Linked DNA regions of Homo sapiens: region 1 is linked to region 2. A link is a loop called in an ENCODE intact Hi-C map of the cell type or tissue named here. Cell type or tissue: gastrocnemius medialis. All regions are shown on one strand. Links, peaks and the distances in the headings refer to the core of each region. The heading gives the core; the rest is flanking DNA.

Region 1 (15,768 bases), core at 4,216-12,215, 50 kb before region 2:
TGAAAAAGTGTTCAACATCATTAATCATCAGGGAGATGCAAACCAAAATCATTATTAGATATCACCTCATACATGTTAGGTTGGATATTATCAAAAAAGTCAAAAGACAACAAATATTGGTGAGGATGTCGAGAAAAGGGAATTCTAGTACACTGTTGGTGGGACTGTAGACTGGTGCAGCCATTATAGAAAACAGTGTAAAAGTTTCTTTTTTTAAAAAAAACAGTATAAAGGTTTCTAAAGAAATTAAAAATAGAACTACCATATGACCCATCAATCCCCTTTCTGGACATATACTCGAAGGAAATGAAATCACCACCCCATAAAGATATCTGCATGCCCATATTCATTGTAGCTTTATTCACAACAGCCAAGATATAGAAACAATCCAAGTGTCTATTGACAGCAGAATGAATAAAGAAACTGTGGTATATATACAAACATTTTTCTAAAAAAAGAAAGGAGTCCTGCCATTTGCCACAACATGGATGAAACTAGAGGACATCATGCTAAGTGAAATAAGCCAGACACAGAAAGAAAAAATATTGCATGCTCTCATTTATATGTGGAATCTTTTTTTTCAAGTCAAATACACAGAGATAGAGAATCAAACAGTGGTGACCAGGGCCCAGGAGTGCTGGAGGAAGGAAGTGGAGAAATGCAGCTGAGAGGATACAGAGTAGCAGATATGTAGGATCCATAAGTCTAGAGCTCAAAGGGACAACATAAGGACTATAGGTTATACAATTGTACTGTACAAACAGTAGAACAGAGGTTACTAGTAGCTGAGCAGGGTGGAAGGAAAGGATAGGGAGAGATTTGTTAAAGGATACAAAATTACAGCTAGATAGGAATCAGTTCTATAGCTCTGTAGGATGAGCATAGGTAACAATAATATAGGATGTATTTTCACATAGCTAGAAGAGGGGTTTTGAATGTTCTGAACACAAAGAAATAAGCGTTTGAGATGATGGATATGTTAATTACCCTGATGTAATCGCTGTACATTGTATACATCACTGTGTACCTCATAAATATGTATAGTTATGTCAATTAAAAATAACTTTTTAAAAATAAAAAAATCACACTGTATTTAAAATTCCTGTGAAATGAGTAAATTTTAGCTGCTCTTGCCACAAAAAAAGAAACCCCAAATAATGGGTAGCTATGTGAAATGATGGAGATGGCAATTCACTTCACTATAGTTACAATTTTACTATCTATAAGTATCGCATAACATCATGTTGTAAATGCTAAATATACACAAAAACATTTATTTGAAAAATAATTTTAAAACAAAAATTATGTTCTCAACCAAAAAATACTATTAATACAGCTACAAAATGGATGTCAAAATAATTATACATGGATAAATCAAAAAATAATTATGCTAAGCAAAAGACATTAGGAAAATATTTCATTTATATAATATTCTAGAAAATACAAAATAATATAAAGTAATGGAAAACACACATCAGCCATTGCCTGGGAATGCGGAGGAGAGACAGGAGAGAGGGTGATTATAAAGCGGCATGAGGAAATTTTCAAGGGGACAAATTTGTTCACCATCTTGATTGTGATGATTTCACAGGTGAATATATATGTTGAAACTTATCAAGTTACATGCTTTAAATACGTGCAGTTTATTGTATGTCAATTATACTTCAATAAAAGCATTAAGATATTCAGTAAAAAATTATATAATAGGTTAATATATTCTTAAAAGTTAGACAATATAGAAATATATAAATTGAAAATCCCCTTTCCCCAAATTCACTCCCCTCTCCAAAGGTTTACAGGTGCCAGCATGTGTGTATTGTTCTCCAAACCCTATATTATACAATTACAGAAATATATACGTATGTATAGAAATATACAGGTTTATGGTGTTTAAATTTAAAATCATAAATACCAGTACTTATTGTTTTGCTTAAGACTTTTACTCTTCACAATTTTCTCATTTCTCCCCCTTCTACCCACTTGTCTCCTCCACTTTCAATATGTGCAGAACTGTTTTTTCATAGGTCTTCTTAGAAGCTCTGATGTATATTAACATACATTAAATACAACCTCTTGTTTATAGCACATACTATTAAAAACTTTGCCTTAGAGTATGCACTCCATTTCTTTGCCTTTTGTTTCATTTTTTTAGAAATGAGGTCTTGCTATGTTGCCCATATTGGAGTGATCATAGCACACTACAGCCTCAAACTCCTGGGCTCAAGTGATCTCCCATCTCAGCCTCCTGAGTAGTTGGGACTACAGGTGCATGCCACTGCACATCACTAGCATGCATTCTGTTTTAACCATTGTGCCAGTGCTTCTCAAAGTGTGGTCCCTAGACCAGCATCACTTGGGAACTTGCAGAAATGCAAATTCTGGGTCCTACTCTACACCTACTGCATCAGAAACCCTGGGTTGTGGGGGCACAGCAATCTGCATTTTGAAAAGCCCTCTAGGAGAGTCTGATGCTCTCTCGTGCTGTAGAACCACTGCCCTAAAGGACAAGCTTCTGAAGGGACTTGCTTTAGCCATGTGCTAACATGTTGTGTGGCCAGCCCCTGGTAGTGACTTATTTCTGCTGAGTGGTAGAAAGTAATTTGAAGGTTTTTTTCCCCTTATTTCCCAGCTGGGTGACCTGGGCAAGACTTTTGATCTCCATTTGGTTTCATCATCAGGAAAGTGAGATTGAAAACCCTCCTTGGTTCTGCCTCCCTCCCTGGATTGCTGGAAAAGCAGATGAGATCAGGCGCTTAAAGGTTCTATATATAACATGAGGGGTTATGCTGCTGAGAGATATTAGGGAAATTAATCCTTTTGCATTCCATAGTCTTGAGGAATGTAACTTCCTTTTTTTTTTTTTAACCACTCTACCCATCCCAAGCCCTCAAGAGTACCAGCCCCTGAGATGTCATAGCAACCCTACCCAGTGTCCCCTTTCCCTCTCCTTCTCTCTTTTTGAGACCCCTTGGGTCCCTGATCCATCCTCCTGAACATTCTGTGACTGATGGCCCTACTGTCAAGCCTCTCTCTGTTAAGACCACTGCCCCCTACAGTGGCTTCTAACTCTAAAATTCTCAGGTTTTGTATCTTAAAAAATAAAAAATAAAGAAAATATGCTTACAATGTGCCAGGAACTAGTTTCTTGTTGATTGAGTCAATCCTCGTGGCAGCCCTATGAGGCATTTAGGAGATGCTGTAGGTGCCCTTCCTGTATCTCCTTTACCAGAGCTGCAGCCCCATCCCTAGCTGCGGTGAGTGTTGCCTGCTACACTGTAAAGCATGCTACACTGTTACGTAGGGATACAAAAGGCCTACCTACTTTTGTCACTATACAGAGAGCAATGCCGTTATTCACACTCATGAAACTCCTGTGGGTGGTCTGGGTAATTCTTCGCTGTAGTATAAGCATTCATCAGCATTATGATTTCAATATTTGGCAACCCAATCACAACAAAATTCAAGAATTTATTAAGTGGCACAAGTGCTGAAAAATGAATTTGAAAATTCCTTAACTTTGGAGTGGAAATTAGAAAAAATAAAATTCCTATAAAGAAGACCAAACACCATCAGATATGACATGCTGGTGCCTTAGGAGGGTGTCTCCTATAAAGTAAATTAGCACTGGAGTGGAACAGATGAAAAACAGCCACTGAAGCAAGAAATCATCAGCTCAAGTACATAGGAAAAGTGCTGGGGCCAGATCAATACAACTGGAATGTGCCTCAGGCCATGCTATTGTTTTAAACATTTCTTTTTCTTTTTTTTTTTTCTTTTCTTTTTTTTTTGAGATGGAGTCTCACTCTGTTGCCCTGGCTGGAGTGCAGTGGCATGATCTCAGCTCACTGCCACCTCCACCTTCCGAGTTCAAGCAATTCTCCTGCTTCAGCCTCCCAAGTAGCTGGACCTACAGGCACACACCACCACGCCTGGCAAATTTTTGTATTTTTAGTAGAGATGGGATTTGACCATGTTGGCCAGGATGGTCTTGATCTCCTGACATCATGATCTGCCCACCTTGGCTTCCCAAAGTGCTGGGATTACGGGAGTGAGCCACCATGTCCAGCCTGTTTTACACATTTCTTATTGTGATTTTTTGATGATTTGAAAGGAGGTAATTATGATATAATATGGTTTGGCTTTGTGTCCCCACCCAAATCTCATCTCGAACTGTAATCCCCATGTGTCAAGGGAGGGGCCTGGGTGGCAAGTGATTGGATCATTAGTGGTTTCCCCCATGCTGTTCTAGTGATACTGAGGGAGTTCTCAGATCTGATGGTTTAAAAGTGGCAGTTTCCCCTGCACTCTCTCTCTCTCTCTCTCCTGCTGCCATGTAAGACGTGCCTGCTTCCCCTTCACCTTCTGCCATGACTGTAAGTTTCCTGAGGCCTCCCAGCCATGTAGAACTGTGAATCAATTCAACCTCCTTTCTTCATAAATGATCCAGCCTCGGGTAGTATAGCAGTGTAAGAACAAACTAATACAGTGTTAGAACGAACTAATACCCAATAAAACATTATATCAATAGTATTTTTGTGGTAAATGAAATATGTTTAAAGAAAAAAAATGTGGCAAAGGTAATAGATGCATGCACTCTGAGGACTCAGAAAAAAATGTTGCAAGTAATTCAAAATTCTGTCCTGTGATTAAACAAGACTGCTCTGCCACCAATGCCAGGTCTCTGGTGCCTGGGAGAGTGCATGAGAGATGGTGAATTTTGCAGTGACAGAGACCTGCAGAGCATATGTCAAAGGATGCCAGAGAACACCTCTGCCTGACAACCTGCAGGCAGGATCACAATGACAGGAGTGTCAGAGCACATGTATGAGACCCAAGTACACTCCTCTTCTTGGAACAAAATGCTGCTCACACAGGAGCTCAACAAAAGAACAAGCTTTAAACACATTATATTGCTTTAACATAAGGAAGACTTTCCCAATCATGTGCAGTGGCCAATGGTGTACCATGAATGAGTTATAGGGGGTGCTGAGTGCCAGGTGGGTCCTAAGGTAGCTAGAGCACCTGAGGTGTTTTTTTTTTTAATCTCTAGTTAAGAACAGCCTGTTCTTTGATCTCAAGGACATATAAAGTGTTATTTCCTTCATGTTATGTGAAAAAGATTGGGAAGCACTGGGTAAGTAGGGTGTTCATATAATTTATTTGTTCAAGTGGAGACACTTTTAAGAATAAAAAGGCTGTGTTAACATTTCACCAGAACAACGGGCACACAGTGAAATTGTCCCAGGTAAAGTGGAATGTATGGTGTGGTAGGCAGAGTAACAGCTCCCAAAGACGTTAATTAATCTCGGGAACTTGTTACCTTAGATAGCAAAAGGGACTTTGCTGATGTGATGAAGTTAAGGATCTCGAGGTGAAATGACTATGCTGGATTATCTGGGTGGTCCTAGTATAAATCACAAGGTTTTTTAATAGGAGGGAGGCAGGAGGGTCAGAGAGGAGAGAAGTTTCTATTCTACTGGCTTTAAAGATGGAGGAAGACGCCATGAGCCAAGGAAACGCAGGAGGCCTCTAGAAGCTGGAAAAAGCAAGGAAACAGATTCTACCCTACAGCCTCCAGAAGAACACAGCCTTGTCACACCTTGATTTTAGGACCTCTGACTTCTAGAACTATAAGAGAATACATTTGCATTGTTCTAATCTACTAAATTGTGGTAATTTGTTATAGCAGCAACAGGAAATGAATATTATTTATAATCTAAAATAAATGTAGCTTTATGTTTATATCATTATTAAAGTTATGAAGGTAAGCAATAAAGAACTAAAACAGTAAAATAATTATATTGAGAAGTAAAGTACGAGAATTTAAGAGGTACAAATTTTCACCTAATATAATGTTGATCAATTGAGAAATATCATTATAGCTATATTGTATAGAGAAATGAAGAACTAAAGAACTAAAACAAACCACTGGTTTTACTACACTTGATCTTAGCCAAAAGACTAAGAAGCAATCAAACCACTGATTAAAAAACAGAAAGATAGTCCTAAAAAGAGCAGCTTTAGATAGAGTAAGTCAGATAAGGAGACTATAGCTTTTCATTATAAATTCTTTGGTTAAAATAAATCATAGTTTAAACATGAGCATTTTTAAAGATGTGAATATTAATTGTTAAAGTAAGATTGTGTTAGGGGACAACTTCAAGAGCTTATTGGGCTCAGGTTCTCCAAAGCTGTAGCCCCTTTCTACCTAAATTGTGTTCATGGCTTCCACCCAACTCAGAGCCTCCCCTAAACTCTTACTCAGCCAGCAGCTTCCTTGCTGTCAGTCTTGGCACAAGATAGGGCCAACTAGTAGATCCTTCTGAAACAAGGCAAGAAAAGACACCATTGAAAGGAATAGTTCCAGGGTTGGGCCCAGGCGGATGAAGAGCTCTGGAGCAAACCCCCAAAGCCCCATCTGTAGGGTGGGCAGACCTCAGTGTTACCTCACAATGGGAACAAAGGGCCTGGGAGTGCTCAGATGAGAGGAGAACCACCCATTGCCACTGAAAAAGTGAGGATGTAGGAGCCAAAAAAAAAGTCTGAGACCAGCCCTGCCACTTACTAGCAGGTCCCGTCAGTTTGGGCTTCTGTTTCTCACCAATGAAATGAATAGGAGAAGTTCAGCTCTCAGATCTTGCAACTCTGAGAGTCCTTTTCCCAGCTTCAGCTACCTTTCTCCTACCAAACGTGACTGGATAGTCCTAGGACATATATAATGTATCATTATATATGATACTGTGGCTTTAGGGTTTAGAATTTATTTGAGATGGTCTATGGCAATTCATTCATTTTACTCATTGGAAACTGAGCCTCAGAGAGACAGAGGCATTTGTTCAAGGTTACACTTTACAACCAGCTTGAGAATCTGTGGGTTCTCCTGTGACCACTCACATAGACCCTAAGATTCCTTGGTCACAATTTGCCATATGGTTGTGTGAGAACCTGTGACCCCTCACTTAGACCCTTGGAGTCCTTGATCATAATTTGCCATAGGAAGGTGCAGAATGGTGGATATGGTGGGGTGGCCCTCAACATCCACTCCAACCACCCTTCAATCTGCCTTTCAGTACTGTAGAGGCTAGAAAGAGTAGAATACATGCTGTATTATCTCATTAATATAAAGTTCAAGAGCAGGCAAAACTAATTTATGGTGACAAAAATCTAGACAGTGGTTATTGGGTATGTGAGGGAGGTGATGTTTGACTGCAAACAAGCAAAAAGAAACTTTCTGGGTAAGTTGCACCAGTGTATTCATTTGTCAAAACTCATTCAACTGTACACTTAAGATCTGTGCATTTTATTGTATATAAACTACACTTTAAAAATTTCAAGTAACTACCTTAGAGGGATGTTCATATATGAATAGGCAATTCATATATTGCCTATTACATAGTAGGTGCTCAATAAACAGTAGTAGCAGGGGCACTAGTAATAATTATTGATATTAATATTAATATATTGGCTTTCTTTTGGTAAAATTTGCCTGCTAAATCTTTCCTATCCCTTTTACTTTAAACTTTCTGCATTCTTATGTTTTAGATATGTCTTTCATAAATATTATTTTGATATTTTCAAAATTATTCTATTTATTGTATTAATAATTACAGATATATTTATAGTCATATTTACCTTGTTATTTTATTCTATATCTTCCACCTATTATGTTTTTTCTCCTTTACTGAGTTTCTTTTAGATTAATTTTCCCTTATTTTATTTTGTTTTATTCTCTAGTAATTTGGAACTTAAAGACTTTATTTCTATTCTCTAGCCATACCCTAGTAATTTTAACATGTATAAATTAATAAAGTATTAACAAAAAGTTAAGCAATATCTTTAGTCACTGCAGAAAATATAGGCACTTAAAAAAATCTCTATTCACTGCATTCCATTTTTTATAATAATAATGTCACATATTTTAAGTTTCTTTTCCTTATGCTCCATAATACTTTATTATTAGAATCAAGATTTACCCATACATTTACCTCTCTTGGGTTCTTTATTTCCTTTTGCATCTCAGATCTTCTTCTGAATATGGACTTTAAATTTTCCTTTAGTGAAGTTCTCTCCAATTTCTTTTGTTTGAAAATGTCTTCATTTTGCACTTAACAGATAGTTTATATCCTCTCAGCATATTGAGGTGATCATTCCAGTACCTTGTGGCTTCCACTGCTGTTAAGAAAACAGCTGACAGACTGACTGCAAATCTTTTCTTTTCCTTTTGAAATTTCTTTTACACTGCAACCCTTTTGAATGTAACACTTTTCACCAATCTGGCTGACTTTAGATCCCTTTAAAGTTCTGAAGTTTCACTATAAAGTGTCCAGATACGTGTGTCCTTTATTTATCCTGCTTGGAATTCACTGGGTCTCTTGAATCTGTGGGTTGGTGTCTTTCATCATTTCTGGACAATTCTCAGCCATTATCTTTTCAAATATTTATTCTACCATATTCCCTCTTAACTTTTCTTCTGCGAGTCTGATTTGATGTTGCCTTAGTCAGTTTGGGCTGCTATAACATATTACCATAGGCTGGGTGACTTAAACAACAAACATTTATTTCTCACAGTTCCGGAGACCGAAAAGTCCAAGATCAAGTTGCCAGCCGATCCTGTGTCTGGTGAGAGCTCACTTCCTGGCTTCCATGTGGCTGTCTTCTCATTGTATCCTCACATGGCAAAGAGCAGAGAGGACACAAACTCTCTCATGTCTCTTATTTCAGAGCACTAATTCTGGGCTCTACCTCATGACCTAATTACCTCCCAGAGATCCCCCTTCTTAATACCATCACACTGAGGGTTAGGATTTCAATACACAGTCCATGACAGATGTAGGATATATTTAGGTCTTTCATTCTATTCTCTATTTTCCCTCACTTTTCTTTTAGATTTTTCATCCCTTGGTCTCTGTGGACTATATTATGAATAATACCTTTCCCAGATCTAGTTCTGATTCACTAATTCTGTCTTCACTGTGCATAATCTCCTATCAAGCCCATCCATTTCAACTAAAATTAACTCAACTAAATTTTTAAAATTCAATTAATATTCAGTTTTAAATTTCAACTATTATAATTCTATTTTCTAGAAGTTTTATTTAATTAACTTTCCATTTCACCTGATTACTCTTCAGAGTATCTTTCTCCTTGTACATATCTTCCAGTACATTTTTTTCTGTTACTAAATATGTTAAAAAGAGCTACTTTTCGTTTGTATCATACATTTCTCTTTTGCAAAGTTCTTGTGCTATATTTAAATTTTCTCTTGTTTTGCTGTTTCTTGGAATTTTACTTACATAAATTCTTTAAGATCTGAAATGAAGGTGAGTCCCTCCTGAAAGACTTTGTATTTGCTTCTGCCAGCAGCTGGCAACTATCAGTCTAGGTTCTTGTGAACTACATTCTGGGCTGGAGGTATTCTGGACCACCATGGTAGATGAAGTAGACTGTGGAACAGAGTGAAACTTGAATTCTCATTCCACATTTTAGCCACAATTTTACTCCATCCTCTGGGCACTAGGTTCAGGACAGTCACTTTTTTTCCAAGTCCCTTGATTGGGAGGTAGGGAAGGAATAGGGTGGGGGTGGGATATTGATTTATTTCCAGTTCACTCTTACTCTGAGGAAGAGGTCCTCAGCTCCGGAATTTGTCTCATGCCCCATAAGGCCATGATATTAAAGCTCAACTTCACTGGGTTGAGCAAATACCCGTGGGAGTGAAGCTGTAGCTGCATTCCACTCAGGTCTCAGAGTTCCTGTCTTCACCTGGCTGAGTGAGTACTCACCTAGAAATTCCTTGCTCTCTTGATCTCCCCTCAATATTATTAAGAATTTTTTTAAAATATGTTATTCAGGCCGGGCGTGGTGGCTCAGGCCTGTAATCCCAGCACTTTGGAAGGCCAAGGCGGGCGGATCACCTGAGGTCAGGAGTTTGAGACCAGCCTGGACAACATGGTGAAACCCTGTCTCTACTAAAAACACACACAAAAAAAAACAGCTGGATGTGGTGGTGGGTGCCTGTAATCCTAGCTACTTGGGAGGCTGAGGCAGGAGAATCTCTTGAACCAGGGAAGCAGAGGTTGCGGTGAGCCAATGGCCTGCCATTGCATTCCAGCCTGGGCAACAAGAGTGAAACTCCGTCTCAAAAAAAAAAAAAAAAAAAAAAAAAAAAAAAAAATATATATATATATATATATATATATATATATATATATATATATATGTTATTCAGAAGTTTTAGTTATTTTCAGCAGGAAAGCCAACCTGGTTACCTAGCCTGTCATATTACCATGGTAATAATTATAATGAGTATTTTATTTTGAAAATTATAAACTGGAATCCCAGAATCACAATGCTTTATTGAGTATGTTCATTTTCTACCTCCATGTAACAAACTGCCACAAACTCAGTAGCTTCACATAACACATATTTATTATCTCACCATTTCTTTAGGTCAGAAGTCCAGGTATGGCTTTCACTGGGTCCTCTGCTTAGGATTTCATAAGGCTGCAATTACAGTGTTTCCAGGCTGTATTCTATATGTAGAAGTGACTGGGGAAGCATTTTCTTCCAAGCTCATTCAAGTTCTTGGCAGTAATAGAACTAAGGGCTCAGGCTTCTTGCTGTGTGACTGCTTTTTGCTTCTACTTCCTGAATTCCTTGAAATGTGGCCACCTCCATCTTCAAGCCATCAAACCCTTCTCATGCTGCTGGTCTCTCTGGCCTCCCTTTCTGCCCAACCAGAGAAAATTGCATTTAAAGAGTTCATCTGGTTGGGTCAAGCCCACCTGGATAGCTTCCTAGCTTCCACATCTTAAGGTCAACTGACTTGAGACTTTAATGACATCTGCAAATCCCCTTCACAGCATTACCTAGATTAGTGTTTAATTGAATAACCAGGGGATAAGAGTTTTGGGGATCTGAAAGCAAGGGGTAGAAAGGATGCCTACCCTCTCCTGACCCTGTGATGTGAATATGAGGGGGGTGAGGAAAAAAGACACTTCTCTCAGAGGCCTGCAAAAACAGCAGTGACCTCACGGGGAGCCACCTTTGAGTGGGAGCAAGAAGGTGGGGAAGACAGTGCAATGCAAGGGATTTTCCTTGTTCTCGGGGAAAGCTTTGCTGACCGCCTTTGCAAGAGCAACTGCTTTTGTTATACACTCATGCCTCTTTTCATTTTCCTTCAAAGTGCTTTATCACTGTTGAATTTTTAAAAACTTATTTATGAGAAACTATGATTAATATTTATAATTTCCAAGTTCATCGCCTCCAGGGACTGCAGTACCTGGAACTGTTTCATTCCCGGCACCCATCAAAGTGCCTGGCCTGTGATATTCAGTCATTTGGCAGAAAAAAAGAAAGAAAAGAAGAGATTGTCAGAGCAACTGTGAGGGCCTCTGTGTGTGCGGTGGAGAAGCCCATTTATCCATCCATTCATGCTTTTGGCCATTCATTCTTCCTAAGCTGCCGAGTCTGTGCCACTCTGGGCAAGGAGGGTAAAGCTGTATTTAAGCTCCTGAACTTATTAAGGCCCAAGAGCTGAGATCATATTTTGCAGCTCCTGCATGCCAAAGCTATTCTTGCTCACAGCCTCTGCCAAAGCCATGTGTATTAGTTCATTTTCACGCTGCTCATAAAGACACACTCGAGACTGGGTAATTTATACAGGAAAAAGGGTTTAATGGACTTACAGTTCCACGTGGCTGGGAAGGCCCCACAGTCATGGCGGAAGGTAAAAGGCAGTTTCACATGGTGGCAGAGAAGAAGGTTTGTGCAGGGAGACTCCCTTTTTTAAAACTATCCAATCTCATGAGACTTATTCACTATCACGTGAATAGCACAGGAAAGACCCACCCCCATGATTCAATTACCTATCACCGGGTCCCTCCTACAACACATGGGAATTGTGGGAGTTATAATTCAAGATGAGATTTGGGTGGGGGCACAACCAAACCATATCACCATGGCTGCTCCACACCCCTCACATGCCCAATACGTGGAGCTAAACAGTGAGGTATCCACCTGCCTGGGCCTGTGGGTGCCTCCACCAGCTGCCAGTCCCTGGATGATGCAGCCCAAAGAATACCCTGCCAGCCCCGAGGGAGGGTTCAGCAACTCCTCCACCCGGAGCTCCTGCTGCCAGGACAGGGCCAGCAGGACCTCGTAAGTGTCCTTTGCTCCACAGAAGCTTCTGGGCTTGAGACCTTGCACCTGAAAACTTTTGTGGAATTTTTCTTCTTTCTAGTAATCCAAAGAGCTAAATCTGTGCTCTCCTGTAGTTCTTGACAGACAAGCAAAGAGGTGTAGAGAAGTTGTGTTAGTAGCAAAAATAATGCTCCATGAAGTGATGCTTTGAATCCTAAGCATAACTCCTTAGAGGCGCATTCATTCAACATTCAACACCTGGGAACTGTGGAACTAAAGCAATGAACACAACATACCATTTGGGTCCCTGCAGCTAAGGATCTCACAGCCTAGGGAGGAAGATATGTACACACAGAAGTGAAATTCCAGGGAGTGAACTCAGTGTTCTACAAGGATTCAGAAAAGGAAGGTGTTATTTCCAGATGGTGAAAATGGGCAAGGCTTTGTGTTAGAGGAGCCAAGACTGATCTAGTCCTTGGAGAAATGATGTTGCCAGTGAGGATACCCAAAAAGCATTATCTACCTCCACTGAAGAAGATAGATCAAGCTTTATCCAGCAGAATAGTAACAATGGTATTGATTTCAGACAATAAGCATCAACTGAAATAATCCATGCAACAAACAACACAGTACCTGGCACACAGTAACTGTTCAGTAAAGGGTTAGCTAATTCTACGGACAGGCACGGTGGCTCATGCCTGTAATCCCAGCACTTTGGGAGGCCAAGGCAGGTGGATCATGAGGTCAGGAGTTCAAGACCAGCCTGACCAACATGGTGAAACCCCATCTCTACTAAAAATACAAAAAAATTTAGCCAGGCATGGTGGCGGGCACCTGTAATCCCAGCTACTCAGGAGGCTGAGGCAGAGAATTGCTTGAACCCAGGAGGCGGAGGTTGCAGTCAGCCGAGGTCACGCTACTGCAGCCTGGGTGACTGAGTGAGGCTCAGTCTCAAAAAAAAAAAAAAATTAGCCAGGTGTGGTGGCGCACACCTGTAATCCCAGCTACTCGGGAGGCTGAGGCAGGAGAATTGTTTGAACCCAGGAGATGGAGGTTGCACTGAGTCAAGATCATGCCCCTGCACTCCAGCCTGGGTAACAGAGCAAGACTCCGTCTCAGAAAAAAAAAAAAAAAAAAGTTTAGCTAATTCTAGCCTGACTCAGACTAGCTGCCCGGATGGTGAGAAACCCAAAGGCAATGACCAGGCCTTATTTACCTCTATATCCTCCTAATACAGAGCCTGAGCACAAGGAGCTCAGTAAAGGTTTGCAAAATGAATGCATGAACAAAAAAGGGATCTTCTATATCAATCTCTTAAATTACACAGGAGGGAAGATCTTTTTTGAGAATGAGTATCGTTGAATCTTGGAATGGGTTTCTGAAGAAGTCTATGTTATTGCCAAAGGTCTTCTAAGAAGATAAAATGGTCATCTGTCCTTGAAGGTCTAAGAGGCCAGCCTGCTTGAGGTCTGTTTCTACGTGTGTTCAAGCATTGGCTGTAGTAGGAAAAAGTCAAGCATTTTATGAGAGGAAGAGAATGTTGAGCTAAATGGCTTCTAAGGATGCAGGATAACATGTGGCTAAGACACAGAGAAACACTCAGATTCCAGTCCCAGTTTTGCTATTCCTATATTAGTTGTGTGACCTTGAGCAGGCTGTCCCCATTCCTGAGCCCAAACCTTTTAAAATCATAGGTAACAATGATAGACTGGATTAAGAAAATGTGGCACATATACACCATGGAATACTATGCAGCCATAAAAAATGATGAATTCATGTCCTTTGTAGGGACATGGATGAAACTGGAAACCATCATTCTCAGCAAACTATCGCAAGGACAAAAAAGCAAACACTGTTATGTTCTCACTCATAGGTGGGAATTGAACAATGAGAACACATGGATACAGGAAGGGGAACATCACACTCCAGGGACTGTTGTGGGGTGGGGGGAGGGGGGAGGGATAGCATTAGGAGATATACCTAATGCTAAATGACAATTTAATGGGTGCAGCACACCAACATGGCACATGTATACATATGTAACAAACATGCACATGTACCCTAAAACTTAAAGTATAATAATAAAAAAAATTTTAAAAAATAAAAATAAAAAAATAAAATCATAGGTAAAATGCTGAGAAGAATATCCACTGCTTAGAGTTGTTGAGAGAGTGAAATGAGGCCATAGGGATAAGCATCATGCAACTAGCACTTATACCTGGGATTTCTCCCTACAATCCTGTGCAGAGCAGTATCTCAAACTGGTTCAGGCATTCTGTGGATTTTCTGCCTATTCCAGAGATGTGACAGCTTTACCCATTTCACAAGGAGCTTTCTCCTCAAGAGCTCAAAATGCAGCAGACGGACGGCCAGGTGCAGTGGCTCACGCCTATAATCCCAGGACTTTGGGAGGCCAAGGTGGGCGGATCACCTGAAGTCAGGAGTTCGAGACCAGCCTGGCCAACATGGTGAAACCCCGTCTCTACTAAAAATACAAAAATTAGCTGGGTGTGATGGCGCATGCCTGTCATCCCAGCTACTCAGGAGGTTGAGGCAGGAGAATTGCTCAAACCCAGGAGACAGAGGTTGCAGTGAGCCGAGATCATGCCACTGCACTCCAGTCTGGGCAACAGAGTGAGACTCGGTCTAAAAAAAAAAAGTCAGCAGAGTAAGGAAATGCTCTTTATCACTTGTCTCCAGGATGCTCCCCAAGTGAAGGCCAGGCTGCCTGTTCTGGAACCTTGGATGCAATGAGATCCATAGTTGGCAACGGTGCCAAGAGAACAAAGAAGAACAATGCATCTGAGAGAGCCACTGTGACACCTAGAGCTCACTTCTGCATGGCCAGCTAGGGCCTGGAGATGCAGCCAGGGGAATGAGTTGGGAGCTAGGCCACCCCTTGCTCCTCCCAGGATTGCCTCCCTCAGTAAAAACACCTGGTTTTTGAAGACTGCTTTTTTTCTGCTGAGGGACAATATCATGAGGTCACAGAAATTGCAAGTGAGACAACACCATGGAGGTCATCTCATCCTGTACACCCCTGCCTCCTATCAGTCAGGATTTAGAGTAGAAAACATACTACTTGAGGCAGAAAAATATCAGAAATATATTTAGGAATGGTAATTAAAGGCTTACATAGCCATTAGAAAGATTGGAGGAGAGAATTCCAGGCTGGACTTCCCAGAAACATGTCTCTGGAGTTGCCGCCAGGGAGAGCCACCACCTCCACCACAATCGGGAGGCTGAAGCCTGAGTCCCTGGGGGACCGGGGTCAGGAGCACGAGGCTGTAGCTGTGTCCCAGGGATCTGCTGGTGCTGCTGCTGCAGTGGCCTCTGGACACCCATTTTGACCTTCCTATTTTCTATCTAGAACTGTAGCTTCCAGGAGTCTGGGAGATGTAACTGTTCACTCTCCAGCCTCTGCAGTAGAGGAACGCACACCAAAATAATGTAACTGTCCTTCAACCCTATCCCACATCCCTCCATCTCTGTCTGAATACCCTGAGTGGCAGGGAGCTCGCCTTATGTTGGAGAGATCTGAGTGCTGTGATTAGGGTGAAAGTTGCTGCACAGGGGTCCCCACTGGAACGCATGGCACTGTCTCCCCCTCGCCCCAGTGACAGCACT
Region 2 (15,768 bases), core at 3,837-11,836:
TAACCCTAAATGTAAATGGGCTAAATACTCCAATTAAAAGACACAGACTGGCAAATTGGATAAAGAGTCAAGACCCATCAGTGTGCTGTATTCAGGAGACCCATCTCATGTGCAGACACACACATAGGCTCAAAATAAAGGGATGGAGGAAGAACTACCAAGCAAATGGAAAACAAAAAAAGGCAGGGGTTGCAATCCTAGTCTCTGATAAAACAGACTTTAAACCAACAAAGATCAAAAGAGACAAAGAAGGCCATTACATAATGGTAAAGGGATCAATTCAACAAGAAGAGCTAACTATCCTAAATACATATGCACCCAATACAGGAGCACCCAGATTCATAAAGCAAGTCCTTAGAGACCTACAAAGAGACTTAGACTCCCACACAAGAATAATGGGAGACTTTAATACCCCACTGTCAACATTAGACAGATCAATGAGACAGAAAGTTAACAAGGATATCCAGGAATTGAACTCAGCTCTGCACCAAGCTGACCTAATAGACATCTACAGAACTCTCCACCCCAAATCAACAGAATATACATTCTTCTCAGCACCACATCGCACTTATTCCAAAATTGACCACATAGTTGGAAGTAAAGCACTCCTCAGCAAATGTAAAAGAACAGAAATTATAACAAACTGTCTCTCAGACCACAGTGCAATCAAACTAGAACTCGGGATTAAGAAACACACTCAAAACCACTCAACTACATGGAAACTGAACAACCTGCTCCTGAATGACTACTGGGTACATAACGAAATGAAGGCAGAAATAAACATGTTCTTTGAAACCAATGAGAACAAAGACACAACATACCAAAATCTCTGGGACACATTTAAGGCAGAGTGTAGAGGGAAATTTATAGCACTAAATGCCCACAAAAGAAAGCAGGAAAGATCTAAAATTGACACCCTAACATCACAATTAAAAGAACTAGAGAAGCAAGAGCAAACACATTCAAAAGCTAGCAGAAGGCAAGAAATAACTAAGATCAGAGCAGAACTGAAGGAGATAGAGACACAAAAAATCCTTCAAAAAAATCAATGAATCCAGGAACTGGTTTTTTGAAAAGATCAGCAAAATTGATAGACTGCTAGCAAGACTAATAAAGATGAAAAGGAGAAGAAGCAAATAGATGCAATAAAAAATGATAAAGGGGATATCACCACCAATCCCACAGAAATACAACTACCATCAGAGAATAGTATAAACACCTCTACGCAAATAAACTAGAAAATCTAGAAGAAATGGATACATTCTTGGACACACACACCCTCCCAATACTAAACCAGGAAGATTTTGAATCCCTGAATAGACCAATAACAGGCTCTGAAATTGAGGCAATAATTAATAGCCTACCAAGCAAAAAAAGTACAGGACCAGACCGATTCACAGCTGAATTCTACCAGAAGTACAACAAGGAGCTGGTACCATTCCTTCTGAAACTATTCCAATCAATAGAAAAAGAGGGAATCCTCCCTGACTCATTTTATGAGGCCAGCATCATCTTGATACCAAAGCCGGGCAGAGACACAACAAAAAAAGAAAATTTTAGACCAATATCCCTGATGAACATTGATGCAAAAATCCTCAATAAAATACTGGCAAACTGAATCCAGCAGCACATCAAAAAGCTTATCCACCATGATCAAGTGGGCTTCATCCCTGGGATGCAAGGCTGGTTCAACAAACACAAATCAATAAACGTAATCCAGCAAATAAACAGAACCAAAGACAAAAACCACATGATTATCTCAATAGATGCAGAAAAGGCCTTTGACAAAATTCAACAGCCCTTCATGCTAAAAACTCTCAATAAATTCGGTATTGATGGGACGTATCTCAAAATAATAAGAGCTATTTATGACAAACCCACAGCCAATATCATTCTGAATGGGCAAAAACTGGAAGCATTCCCTTTGAAAACTGGCACAAGACAGGGATACTCTCTCTCACCACTCCTATTCAACATAGTGTTGGAAGTTCTGGCCAGGGCAATCAGGCAGGAGAAAGAAATAAAGGGTATTCAATTAGGAAAAGAGGAAGTCAAATTGTCCCTGTTTGCAGATGACATGATTGTGTATTTAGAAAACCCCATCATCTCAGCCCAAAATCTCAAGCTGATAAGCAACTTCAGCAAAGTCTCAGGATAAAAAATCAATGTGCAAAAATCAGAAGCATTCTTATACACCAATAACAGACAGAGAGCCAAATCATGAGTGAACTCCCATTCACAATTGCTTCAAAGAGAATAAAATACCTAGGAATCCAACTTACAAGGGATGTGAAGGACCTCTTCAAGGAGAACTACAAACCACTGCTCAACAAAATAAAAGAGGACTCAAACAAATGGAAGAACATTCCATGCTCATGGATAGGAAGAATCAATATTGTGAAAATGGCCATACTGCCCAAGGTAATTTATAGATTCAGTGCCATCCCCGTCAAGCTACCAATGACTTTCTTCACAGAATTGGAAAAAAACGACTTTAAAGTTCATATGGGAACAAAAAAGAGCCTGCATTGCCAAGACAATCCTAAGCCAAAAGAACAAAGCTGGAGGCATCATGCTACCTGACTTCAAACTATATTACAAGGCTACAGTAACCAAAACAACATGGTACTGGTAGCAAAACAGAGATATAGACCAATGGAACAGAACAGAGCCCTGAGTAATAATACCACACATCTACAACCATCTGATCTTTGACAAACCTGACAAAAACAAGAAATGGGGAAAGGATTCCCTGTTTAATAAATGGTGCTGGGAAAACTGGCTAGCCATATGTAGAAAGCTGAAACTGGATCCCTTCCTTACACCTTATACAAAAATTAATTCAAGATGGACTAAAGACTTAAATGTTAGACGTAAAACCATAAAAACCCTAGAAGAAAACCTAGGCAATACCATTCAGGACAGAGGCATGGCTAAGGACTTCATGTCTAAAACACCAAAAGCAATGGCAACAAAAGCCAAAATTGACAAATGGGATCTGATTAAACTAAAGAGCTTCTGCACAGCAAAAGAAACTACCGTCAGAGTGATCAGGCAACCTACAGAATGGGAGAAAAATTTTGCAATCTACTCATCTGACAAAGGGCTAATATCCAGAACCTACAAAGAACTCAAATTTACAAGAAAAAAACAAACAACCCCATCAACAAATGGGTGAAGGATATGAACAGACACTTCTCAAAAGAAGGAGTTTCTGCAGCCAACAGACACATGAAAAAATGCTCATCATCACTGGCCATCAGAGAAATGCAAATCAAAACCACAATGAGATACCATCTCACATCAGTTAGAATGGCGATCATTAAAAAGTCAGGAAACAACACGTGCTGGAGAGGATGTGGAGAAATAGGAACACTTTTACACTGTTGGTGGGACTGTAAACTAGTTCAACCATTGTGGAAGACAGTGTGGCAATTCCTCAAGGATCTAGAACTAGAAATACCATTTGATCCAGCCATCCCATTACTGGGTATAATACCCAAAGGATTATAAATCATGCTGCTATAAAGACACATGCACATGTATGTTTATTGCGGCACTATTCACAATACCAAAGACTTGGAACCAACCCAAATGTCCATCAGTGATAGACTGGATTAAGAAAATGTGGCACATATACACCATGGCATACTATGCAGCCATAAAAAAGGATGAGTTCATGTCCTTTGTAGGGACATGGATGAAGCTGGAAACCATTATTCTCAGCAAACTATTGCAAGGACAAAAAACCAAACACCGCATGTTCTCACTCAATGGTGGGAATTGAACAATAAGAACACTTGGACACAGGAAGGGGAGCATCACACACCAGGGTGTTGAGGGGTCGGGGGAGGGGGGAGGGATAGCATTAGGAGATATACCTAATGTAAATGACGAGTTAATGGGTGCAGCACACCAACATCGCACATGTATACATACGTAACAAACCTGCACATTGTGCACATGTACCCTAGAACTTAAAGTATAATTTAAAAAAAAATTAAAAGAAAAAGAAACTCAAAAGGAGGATTAATTATTACCAGGGGACGGGAGGCATTATAGGAGCCTCAGGAACTTGAACAATAAACAGAAATATCACAGATTACAAAGGGAGGGAAAGAGCCTTCTTAGCAGAGGGAACAGCACATGGAAAGGCATGAAGTTTGAAGGTGTATTGCATGCTTCAGACATTCTCTGGAATGGTTACAACATCAGGCACAGGAAGGTGGAGACAGAGGGAGGAACAATACTCTCAGCATTGTAACCAGGCCAGACAGTTAGAACCACCGGACCTGAAATACTATGGACTTTGAATCCCAGGCTCAAGTTTGTAACTCTTTCCTGTAGGCGATGAGATATGATTAAAGGCTTTTTAAGTATTGGAGTAACATGGCACTAATGTTTCCTCTGCCTTATGTCCCTTAAAAGCAGTGGGGTTTTTTTTCTATTTTTGATAAAAATTAGTTCCAAGTGGTTAGTGTTTTATGATTGTAGACTTTCAGAGACCATCAGATCCAGCCCCTACCTTCTAGCAGGTAAAGAGTATATCTGCATTTTATAGATGAGGCATATAAAGTTCAGGGAAGTAAAGTGACCTAAATACTTAGAGGTAGAGGCCGAGTTATTTCAGGTCCCCTAAATTTCAATTTTTTAGTTTTTCCAGTATAAACATCACACACTCTCTGATCTCACGTGAATTCAATTAGGAAAGTGTTGACGAAAAGAGTCAAACTGTAAAATATTTGAAGAGATTTATTCTGAGCCAAATACTAGTGACGGTGGCCCATGACACAACCCTCAAGAGACACTGAGGACATGTGTCCAAGGTGGTTGAGCCACAACTAGGTTTTATACATTTTCTGGGTTAAGACTGTGGAGACCAAAGTTCTTTTTTTTTTTTTTTTTTCTTTTGAGATGGAGTTTTACTCTTGTTGCCCAGGCTGGAATGCAATGTTGCCATCTAGGCTTACCACAAGCTCCACCTCCCAGATTCAAGCGATTCTCCTGCCTCAGCCTCCCAAGTAGCTGGGATTACCGGCATGCGCCAACACGCCTGGCTAATTTTGTATTTTTAGTAGAGAGGGGGTTTTTCCATGTTGGACCGTCTGGTCTTGAATTCCCGACCTCAGGTGATCCGCCCACCTCGGCCTCCCACAGTGCTTGGATTACAGCCATGAGCCACCGCCAAGACCAAGGTTCTTATCATGCAGATGAAGCCTCCTCCAGGTAGCAAGCTTCAGAGAGAATAGATTGTAAATGTTTCTTATCAGACTTAAAAAGAGGCCAGACTTAGTTGAATCTCTCCTGGATCTGAAGAAAAAGGCCTAGAAAGGGAAGGGGGTTCTCTACAGAATGTAGACTTTTTTCCCCTGCAAGAAACAACTTTGCAGGGCTATTTCAAGATATGGCAAATAAATATATTTGGGGTTACGATATTTTGATCTCCTTGCCTGTTATGTGATGTCATGCCAGTGTCAGGTCCAAAAGCAAGCCACATTATATAAGGTTAAATAAAACCCTTCTAGTGAGACTTTATGCTCTGTAGGGCATGGCTTCCCAGGTCCCTTAAATAGGAATTTGCGCAAGAGAAGAAAAAAGGTAAGAGTTTAGTTCTCAAAAAGACAAAGAGTCCTTAAATGGCAGACAAGCTGGGCATGGTGGCACATGCCTGTATTCCCAGCTACTTGGGAGGCTGAGGTGGGAGGATCACTTGAGCCCAAGAGTTCAAGGCTACAGAGAGCTAGGATTGTGCCACTACACTCCAGCCCTGGGAATAGAGTGAAATCCTGTCTCAATAAATAAATAAATAGCACAGGCAGTTTCACCCACCACCCCACTCATTGAAGAGATGTCTGTGCAGGAGTTGAGATGGAGAACATGAATCCACCATCTTCTCTGTAGGTCTTGGCACCTTCATGCCCTTCATAGAGAGTGAGACTCTTGCCACTTGAGTGAGACTCCAGTGCCTAAAGACATGTTTGCAATTGTTTCTACTAGATAGCCTCTTGGCACCTTGCTATGTTCTCTAGCAATTAGGGGGTTATTGGAAGCAATTTTAACTATTCCCAATTTCTGTCTCATGCTCTGGCCTGAATGATCTCCCGACTAACCCCCATGGGTCCTCCAGAGCCTGCTGGTGTCTGTGCGTGGATCTTTCCTGATCCCCTCTGCCTTGCACAGGTTGTACCAGTCTGTTGAGCTCCTCTACTTGGGTGGCATCTGCCTTACCTACCCCCTGCAGTTCTATGTCTCTGCCAAGATCATTGTGCCTGTCACTGTTTCCTGGGTGTGCAAGTGCTGAACCCTCATGGTAGACTTGGGCATTGGCTCTGCCATGCTTTGTAAGACATGTGAGTAAAAGGCAGAAAGATTTGCTTCTTTTCTGTCCCTCCACCAGGCCCCAGGAGTTTACAGGAGTTGGGCCACCAGGACCTCCCTAGAGCAAGTGCAACATTCCAGGCTTAGTAAATGTTTGTGGAATTAAGCTGAACCTAAGAGAAGCACATTGGTTAGGTTCTTTGGAGGCAAACAACAGAATATAACTCTGGACAACTTAAATTAAAACAAATGGATTTGAACATGCCTCACAGAGTCAAGGGAAAGCTAAAGAAGCAGACATTGAGAAAGACAGGGACCGGGCAGAGCCTGAGACTGAAGTCAGTGGGACTGTGCCTCTGGGATGAATTTCCACCAATTGTTTTCTGTTCTTGAGTGCAATGCTCAAGACGCAAATTCTATGGAGAGAGTGTCCAATTGCACAAGCCCATCTGTTGGGCAAGGAAAGTCAGGGCTTTTTGATTGACAGTGCCACCAAGACACCCATGCAGTGAGAGGGATGGTATCTCAAAGCAAAAATGGGTTCTACACCAAGAATGGGGAATTGATGAGTGTTAAAAGCAACAGATGTCCACACAAGTGGACATCACATGACAGAAGTCACCAGGTAAGGGTAACTGTGAAAAACAGGATGGATATGACATTAACCAAGTTAGAGAAATGGTCAGAGTTATTATCTTCAAATACTAAAAGTAGTTAAAGCTCTGGATCAGGAGGAAACTAAGTTCAAATTAAAGTTTGTATCTCTCAAACTTCTCACTCAGTAGTGCTTATTCCAACCTCAGAGTATAAGCCATTCCACACTTGCCATTTATAGACATGAAGCCAGCTTGGTGAACAGCCAGTAGGGGACCCTGAAGATCTGACAACAAAATATAAAGCCAAAAAGATACAGAAGGGGCCGGGTGCGGTGGCTCATGCCTGTAATCTCAGCACTTTGGGAGGCTGAGGCAGGTGGATCACGAGGTCAGGAGTTTGAGACCAGCCTGGCCAACATAGTGAAACCCCCATCTCTACTAAAAATACAAAAAAAAAAAGTTAGCGAGACGTGGTGGCGGGCGCCTATAATCACAGCCACTCGGCAGGGTAAGGCAGGAGAATCACTTGAACCTGGGAGGCGGAGGTTGCAGTGGGCTGTGATCGCGCCATTGCACTCCAGCCCGGGAGACAGTGCAAGACTCTGTCTCAAAAAAAAAAAAAAAAAGATACAGAAGGAAACCTCTGTTCTTAAAAGGTTTCATATTAGAACCTGAACAATGACCCATAAACTTCCTAGAATTGTGTGCAAAAATGGTATGTAAAGGTAGTTGTTGCTGTTTGTTTGGTTTGGTTTTTGTCTCTTTTTTTATTGTTTTGTTTTATTGTTTTTTTTATTGGGGTGTTGCCCTAAGATTCCCTAGTTCTCCCCATTTTGGCAAAAGGGGCTGTGAAAGGTTTTGCACTTCTGCCAACAAAGAGCTGCCCTCTCAGATGGTCTCAGTCAGAATCTGCTTCCTCAGAGCTACCTGGCCCCATCCTGGCCACTATTACTACCAGAGACAAGGATGAAAATGTAAATCATTTCTCAATTTGGAAAATGAGAATTTGTTGGAAGCCCTCTAAGGCATTTCCAATTTGGATGGCGATTCTGGGTTTTTTCCCCTTGGAAATTCCTAGGAGCCCCACAGTCTGCTCAAAGAACAAGGTTTAAAAATGTGACTTTCTCTCCCTGCCTGACATGGCCAGGTGGGAAGGGTAAGTGAGTGACTGAGCAGGGGCCATGCCCAGAAAACAGCACATGGCTTAGTCTAAAGTTACCCATCTCCAGCTAGAGAGGGTCCATGCTGGGTCATTTCCAAGTCTCAAAGAAGCCAGGAATTTTGGTTTTGTGTATGTCTGTGCAACTTTTCCAGTTTTTAAATAGTGGCAGCTAATTCAAAAAGCGTGGTACTCAGGTGGCCAATTTGCAACCAGGACCTAGATTTTATTCCCAAGGTATTTATGAAGGCCTTTAAGCACCCTCCTGCCCCTCTTTCTCTCTGTCTCTCTCTCTCTCTCTCACACACACACACACACACACACACACACTCTCTCTCTCTCTCTCACACACCCACACACACACACATACACACCTCACTTAAAATAAAATTGCCTAATAAAACAAGTTTCTTTCTGCATCTTTTTGACTTTATATTTTGTTACTGGAAGATCTTCAGGGTCCCCTACTGGCTGTTCAGCAAAATGGCTTCATGTCTGTAAATGGTGAGCGTGGAATGGCTTATACTGTGAGGTTGGAATAAGCACTAATGAGTGAGAGGTTTGAGGGTTGCATATTTTAAGCTCAACATAACAAAGAGCTTTTTTATACTGGGTGAGAAGAGTATAGTGAGTGCCCGATCTCCGAAGGTATTTAAGCAGAGGCAGGACAACCACTTTCCAAGAGAGGAATAGTTTTGCTATATAACCTATGAGAAGCTCCTTCCAAGTCTGAGATTCTCTTCTTTGGTTTTCTTTATAAGTGAAAATCAAAAATGAGTGATTAAATTACTGAATCTGAAGGATGATGCTTTTGAGCTATTGTCTGATGCATTGTAAACTGCAGATTATAGAAGGCATGAAACATATATGTTTGCCTTGAAAATATTCACTCTAGATGTGTAAACTGCTAGCTCTCATTTGTTTTAAATATACAACCCATAGATTTCTCTTCCGGCATTGTTTCTTCCTGGCTCACACCTAATATGTAAGAACTGTTTTGGAGGCACCCTGAGTCAGACCTCTCAGGCAAGTAACTAATAATTCATGGAGCACAGATAAGGAAACTGAAAGTGCTTCTAGAGCCAACACCCGGAAAGGAGAGGATACATGTTGGATCTCCCAGAAAGTTAGTTTCAGAGCAAGGACTAGAACACAGGTCTCCTGATGCCCAATCTAGGGTGCAACATGTTATGCAGCTCATACTAGGAGATTTTTTTTTTGGAAGATACAAACATTTTAGAGAGAATAATTTGAAGAATTTCAGAAATGAAGACATTTGCCTTCATGGCATAGGGTTCTTTTTTTTTTGTCACAAAACACTATGATTTTATTAGCAACCACATATGTATCATTTTCCACTACGTTTTACAATGGACTTGTTTCACAGAGAAGGTGAACTAATTCTAATGAAATACCAATAACGTACCTTAAACAAGTAACATGTTGCTGAAAAAAATTTAAGTTAAAGGCTGGGTGCGGTGGCTCACGCCTGTAATCTCAGCACCTTGGGAGGCCGAGGCGGGCAGATCACCTGAGGTCAGGAGTTTGAGACCAGCCTGGCCAACATGGTGAAACCCCGTCTCTACTAATAATACAAAAATTAGCCAGGCGTGATGCCAGGTGCCTGTAATTCCAGCTACTTGGAAGGCTGAGGCAGGAGAATTGCTTGAACCTGGGAGGTGGAGGTTGCAGTGAGCCGAGATGGTGCCACTGCACTCCAGTCTGGGCGACAGAGCGAGTCTCTGTCTCCAAAAAAAAAAAAAAAAAATTTAAGTTAAAATGCACTACATTATGTAGTGCAGAAAAAAAAGTGCAGCTGGCAATTTAAGACATGATAACAATGCTGAATCAGTAGTGTTTGGAGTGATATATTTTGCCCATCTTTGGCCAATCCTAGAGTAGTACTCATCACAAGCTGTATGACAAATGTGAACATCATAAGCTGTACGACAAATGTGAACTAATGAGGCTACAATACTGCAGACCAAATAGAACCATTCTAGAGTCAGTTTCACAATGAAATACTCCACCCCCGGCCTGGAAACAGTGATCTGCTGTCGTTGCTATCCTGCTGTGGCACCTATCCCTGCTGCCGTATTTATTACCAGATCAGGTGTCCTCCAGCCAGCCAGCTTCCAGGACAAGTGGTGCCCAGTGAGTCACAACCCAAAGAGGAACAGCTGCAGGTTACCGATTTGTATTCCTGTACATACTCAACTTGGGTGGCAAGGATTTGCTCATTTAACTTGAATATATTTACTTCTAAAAAGACTGTGGGCCGGGTGCGGTGGCTCACTCCTGTAATCCCAGCACTTTGGGAGGCCGAGGTGGGTGGATCACGAGGTCAGGAGATTGAGACCATCCTGGCTTTAATGCTGTTTTCAGATATCCCCATTCCTAGTTTTAGAGGCAGCCATGGAATATATAGTCTCCTCTGGCCTTGGGGTCAGGAAGAAAGGGAAATCTATTCATAAAAGGAATTTAAATTCTGGCCTTGGCCTCTCAAACATGCTTCAAGTGAAAGATGGCTCAACTAACAGGTTCCTCCAGGCAAAATTATTCTGGTACCAATGACTCACTCATGTTGTCACTCACGGCCATAAAGAGAATGGTTAAAGCAACCTAGGTTTTCTGAGAATCAGATTTGGCGCAATGAGTTGGGGTACTATGTGCCACAATTGATTTCTTTAACACAGGCTCAAGCACATGTGCCCACATGCACACTATGGTTACACACCAGGGCAGAACCTTCTTAACAAGAGAGTCTCCAGCACATCTTTCCAAGATGCTAAGTTGGTGGGGAAAACACACTTTGCACTCATTTGGCTGATGACCTAAGCAGGGTCTGGGAAAAATGCATTTAACCCCATCTTTGATTCCTTGCTTCTATGCTAGAAGACTAACACATCTATCCCTACTGAGCAAGGAGCTTGCCTGGAGTCAGGGCATTCTCATCAAAAGGCATCTTTGATATTTTTGAGCTGGCGCATGGCCAGATCTACAGGGAGGCTGAACTTGAGGCTGCTGAGGCGACTGTGCAGGTTGAGGGCACTCTCAAAGCCTGTGTGTGCTATGTAGCTCCCAGGCTGGTAGTGAGTCTCGATGAGTGACCCGCACTTGCAGATGAGGTTCACCCAGGACATCAGACGCTGCTCATTCAGTGCCATGCACACCAAAGCCTTCAATTCAGAGTCTGCACTGTGCTTGAAAGGGTCGTGCTCTGTCAGCACCATGTGGATGACTGTCAGTAGGCTCTCTTTGGGGGTTACATCAGTGCCTCCTGTAACAGGAAGGGCAAAGACTGGGAGAGCTCCCGGGCTGGGCATAAGCACTGCCATTTTTAGCATGGTAGTACTGTAACCCCCCAAGGGGTTCACCTTGCTGACTGCCTAGACAGAGCAGATTCATCAAGACAAGGGAATTGCGACAGAGAAAGAGTAATTCACACAAAGCTGGCTTTGCGGGAGACCAGTCTTATTATTACTCAAATCGGTCTCCCCAGGCATTTAGGGGCAGTTTTTAAGGATAACATGGTGGGTAGGGGGCGGGGCCAGTGAGCCAGGAGTGCTGATTGGTCAGGGTTGAAATCACAGGGAGTCAAAGCTGTCTTCTTGCACTGAGTCAGTTCCTGGGTGGGGGCCACAAGATCAGACAAGCCAGTTTATCAATCTGGGTGGTGCCAGCTGATCTGTCAAGTGCAGGGCCCACAAAATATCGCAAGAACTGATCTTAGGACCAGTTTATGGAGGGTCAGAATCTTGTAGCCTCCAGGTGCATGACTCTTAAACCATAATTTCTAATCCTGTGGCTAGTCTAGTCCCCAGATAAGAAGGAGGTCTGCTTTGGGAAAGGGCTGTTACCATCTTTGTTTAAACTATAAACTGCAAACTAAGTTTCTTCCATAGTTAGTTCAGCTTGTGCCCAGGAATGAACAAAGATGGCTTGGGGGTTAGAAGCAAGATGGAGTCAGTTAAATTAGATCTCTTTCACTGTCTCAGTCATAATTTTACAAAGGCGGTTTCAGTACTTTACAAAGAGCTCCCAGGGGTGCATGGGCTCAGGGGCTGAGGAGAAGGCTGGCAGCAAATGAGCAATAGGAGCCATGATGAGGCTCATTCCTGAGGAGGAGGCATATAGTCCATGGGCTAGCAGGTCCCTCACAGCCACCATCAGCTCCTTCCACACAGCCATGGCCAGCTCATCCTTGCCTGCCAGAGAGAGGTCCTGGAGGATGGCAGAGGTGGTGACATGGTCGTGTGGCTGGTGCCTCAAGGCTAGCTGCTTCTCTCTGTCCACTGACACCTCCCGCCTCTTCAACAAGAGAGCATAGTCTGTCAGCCTGGCCCCTCTGTTATAGGGTTGGAGGGATCTGGCCTGTCACACAACCAAATTAGCTAACAGCAAAATCTGGAGCATTGCCAATGCTTGCGGCATCAGGTGCAGCCCCGTCCCTTGGACTTTCTTCACATCCCTTGCCTTTGTTTTGCTGTGTCCTGGAGGCAGTGGGTCTGCTGCTGCCAGTTCTGGTGGAACCATTTCCTGTCTTCCCAGAGGCCTTGCGCTCACAATGTCCACCATCTGTCTGCAAGGGGCTTCCCACTTCATCTTGGATGAGGTCGATGGACATCTAGAGGTCTCCGATCTGAGTTTTCAGTTGCTCAACCAACTGATCTTTGACTAGGGCTGGGTTGACGATGTGAGCCACTACTGCATCTACAAACTGACGAAGTTCTTCAGTGGACAGGGAACTGATGTCCTCATTCAGACGCATGTCCAGTTTCTTTATTAACTTGTCTAGGATCACCCACTGTCTTTCCAACACACGAACTGCCGCAGGGCATCATAACTGCTCTTGGATAGGCACATGTTTCCAAGTCATCTAGCTAGGTCTTGAGCTACAGTATCCATTCTTTCTGCTTCTTCCTTTGGGTTTCCACACGCTCTTGTTTTTCCTGCTCACTCTGGTCCTCGCCCCACAACTGTGGCCGGTCTCCTGGCAGCTAATTTGTATGTTTTTGGTAGAGAGGGCGTTTCACCACGTTGGCCAAGCTGGTCTCGAACTCCGGACCTCAGGTGATCCGCCCGCCGCAGCCTCCCACCTAGGGTTCTTTTTAACATTTCCTTATTATCCTTTTAATGTCAATAGGATCTAGAGTGATGTCCTATTTTTCATTTCTGATATTGGTAATCTGTGTCTTCTTGTCTTTTCTTTCTTGAATAGTCTGGTAGATTTTATTGATCTTTTCAAACAAATAATTTTCTGGTTTATTAATTTTCCTGTATCGTTTTTACACTGTTTTCAATTTTGTGCATTTTTTCTTCTTTTTCTCCCCTTCACCTTGCTTTGAGTTAATTTTTTTTTCTAGTTGCTTGACATCAGAGTTTAGATTATCGATTAGAGACCTATTTTCTTTTCTAATATAAGCACTTAATGCTATAATATTTCTTGTATGCCTGCATTAATATAGTTGCTAGCCACATTGAGCGCTTGAAATGTGACTAATCTGAATTGAGACGTGCCATAAGTATAAAATAAATATTAGATTTTAAAACTGTAGTACAAAACATGTAAAATATTTTAATAGTTTTTATATTGTTACACATTGAAAGAGTAATATTTGGGGTATATTGTGTTAAGTTAAATATAATGTTAAAATTTACCCCAGAGAGGGCAAGCAGGTCCCTGTGGCCACAATTAAAGTGAAGAGCGCCGGGCACGGTGGCTCATGCCTGTAATCCCAGCACTTTGGGAGGCCGAGGCGGGCAGATCACCAAGGTCAGGAGTTCGAGACCAGACTGACCAAAATGGCAAAACCCCATCTCTACTAAAAATACAAAATTAGCTGGGTGTGGTGGCGCATGCCTGTAATCCCAGCTACTTGGGAGGCTGAGGCAGGAGAATCGCTTGAACCCGGGAGGCGGAGGTTGCAGTGAGCCAAGATCGTGCCATTGCACTGCAGCCTGGGCAACAAGAGCAAAACTCTGTCTCAAATAAATAAATCAATAAATAAGAAAACCTATAAATTTCAATTAAAGTAGGAAAAAAACATCGCCTACTTGGCTCATAAAATGGTATCCAGGCAGTGAGGCAGCAGGAGGGCCAACGTTAGGCTGGCTCAGCAAGAGACAACACAAAGATGGAGCCAGAGAATGGTCTGAGTCTGCAAATTCTGCCACCATTGAGGAGACTATAGGCTTAAGGACATTACCACTGCCAGGCTGGGGGCCTGGGCTTCTCTCCCCATTCTCAGCTTTCCTGACCCTGTGCAAGCACCTCCCCACCTGGGAGAAATTTCCAGGGCTTGGGCTTTGCCAACTCTGACCCAATTTTGATTATTTATTGTGTAATTTATTATTGTTCCTGTGAAAAGGCCACACATCTCCTCTCTTCTTCCGAGAGATACGGGTGTCCATCCATTGGCTCCACGGTCCAGCCTGCTGGGTGAGTGCAGCATGGCCCTCCCCTTCTGGCCCTCAGGCCCAGGTGGCTGTGTGCCAGCCAAGTGACAGTGGCTGCTCATGGCAGTGGCAGGGGGTGGGTAGAGGTGGCAGGTGGCCCAGCAACCTCCTTTTCCTCAACTCCTCCAACCACCACCCACCTCTCACCCTCCCCGGTGTCAAGCGTTTTTATCTGTGGTTGGCGGTGGCAGTAATGGCAGATGGTGGCTGTGGTGCTGGTGGCAGCTACTATGAGAGATGATGAATTCCTCCTTCATGATGAACCAGGCCAGCCTGGAAGATGGTCACCATGACCTCTTCTGCCTGGCTGACTCGACAGGGATTAAATGGAAAAGATATGTATGGCAAGGCCCAACTTCTGCCCCTATTATGTTTCCCACGACTCAAGGTGACCCTAATTTGAACAGCTTTAATCGCTGCCTTAAGACAGATATAGCTGGTGTTTGGCAGCAAGATCAAATACCTAGAAGAAGAGAATTGTCAATATTTTGGTGGGGCAAAGACCCCAATTTTGCTGACCTTATTTACCAGGATTTAACAGACGAGGAGGATGGAGTATGGGAGAAAAGACTTTACTCTGAATGCCATACTCTGCTTTTCAAAGCAGTTCACAGTCTGTTGGGATGGTGTTTAATGAACCAGAACTTTGTATGTATTGGCAAGTGGTTTGTACAGTCTCATGAAGAAGATTAAAAACCTATAAATAAAAGTGAATGATTGTCCTGCTCTTTCACCTTTTTCTTGCATGGAGACATCAATGTTTGTACCAATGTGGAAATTAGCCAACATCAACCTGTATACCTTCTTAGTGAAGATCACATCACCCTTGCTCAACAGCTTAATAGCCCATTTCCAGTTATCTTAAGCCAATTTGGACTAAATAAAGACCCCACTTAAAAGATAGAGATTACGGGATTGAGCTTTAAAATGAACCAACGGTATGCCACTTATAAAAAACTCACTTTACTGGTAAAGACACTTAGACACTGAAGATTAAAAGATGGAAAAAGATATTCTACATGAACAGAAACCAAAAGTGAGCAGGAGTAGCTATACTTGTATCAGATAAAATAGATATTAAATCAAAAATAGTTAAAAAAGAAGAAAATAATTACATAATGGTGAAGAGATCAATTCAAGAAGAGTATATCGCAATTTAAATATATATGCATCCAACACTGGAGCACCCAAATTTATAAAACAAGTATTACTAGACCTAAAGAAAGAGACAGCAGG

The links. A loop is a pair of places that touch in the nucleus more often than their neighbours do. Peaks named below come from ENCODE experiments on the same cell type or tissue, not always from the same donor. Only the 100,000 strongest peaks of a DNase experiment are listed, where the experiment ranks them.
Region 1: a loop joins it to region 2, with 8 times the contacts of the local background. A loop is called at or near these places in 4 of 110 quality-filtered maps.

What each region holds. Positions count from the first base shown.
Region 1 is chr5:151,427,673-151,443,440 of GRCh38, reverse strand. It overlaps LOC105378234 (a long non-coding RNA gene), which reads left to right and starts at 6,503. Exons shown (of 6, transcript XR_944423.4): 1 at 6,503-7,235. It also overlaps a transcript of SLC36A1 not described here. RefSeq lists a silencer at 6,485-6,655. In gastrocnemius medialis, for the core only: no CTCF peak of the experiment used is centred there; a DNase peak (open chromatin) is centred at 8,639; H3K4me3 peaks cover 1,430 bases; H3K27ac peaks cover 7,228 bases.
Region 2 is chr5:151,377,645-151,393,412 of GRCh38, reverse strand. All of the region lies in intron 5 of LOC105378234 (a long non-coding RNA gene), which reads left to right. It also overlaps a transcript of SLC36A1 not described here, the pseudogene LOC100420127 and the pseudogene LOC100419720. Among named protein-coding and RNA genes, the nearest start is that of SLC36A2, 38 kb to the right of the region's middle. RefSeq lists an enhancer at 4,919-5,857. In gastrocnemius medialis, for the core only: CTCF peaks have their summits at 8,348 and 8,552 (motif pointing left); DNase peaks (open chromatin) are centred at 8,102, 10,182, 10,672, 11,166 and 1 weaker place; H3K4me3 peaks cover 1,318 bases; H3K27ac peaks cover 4,056 bases.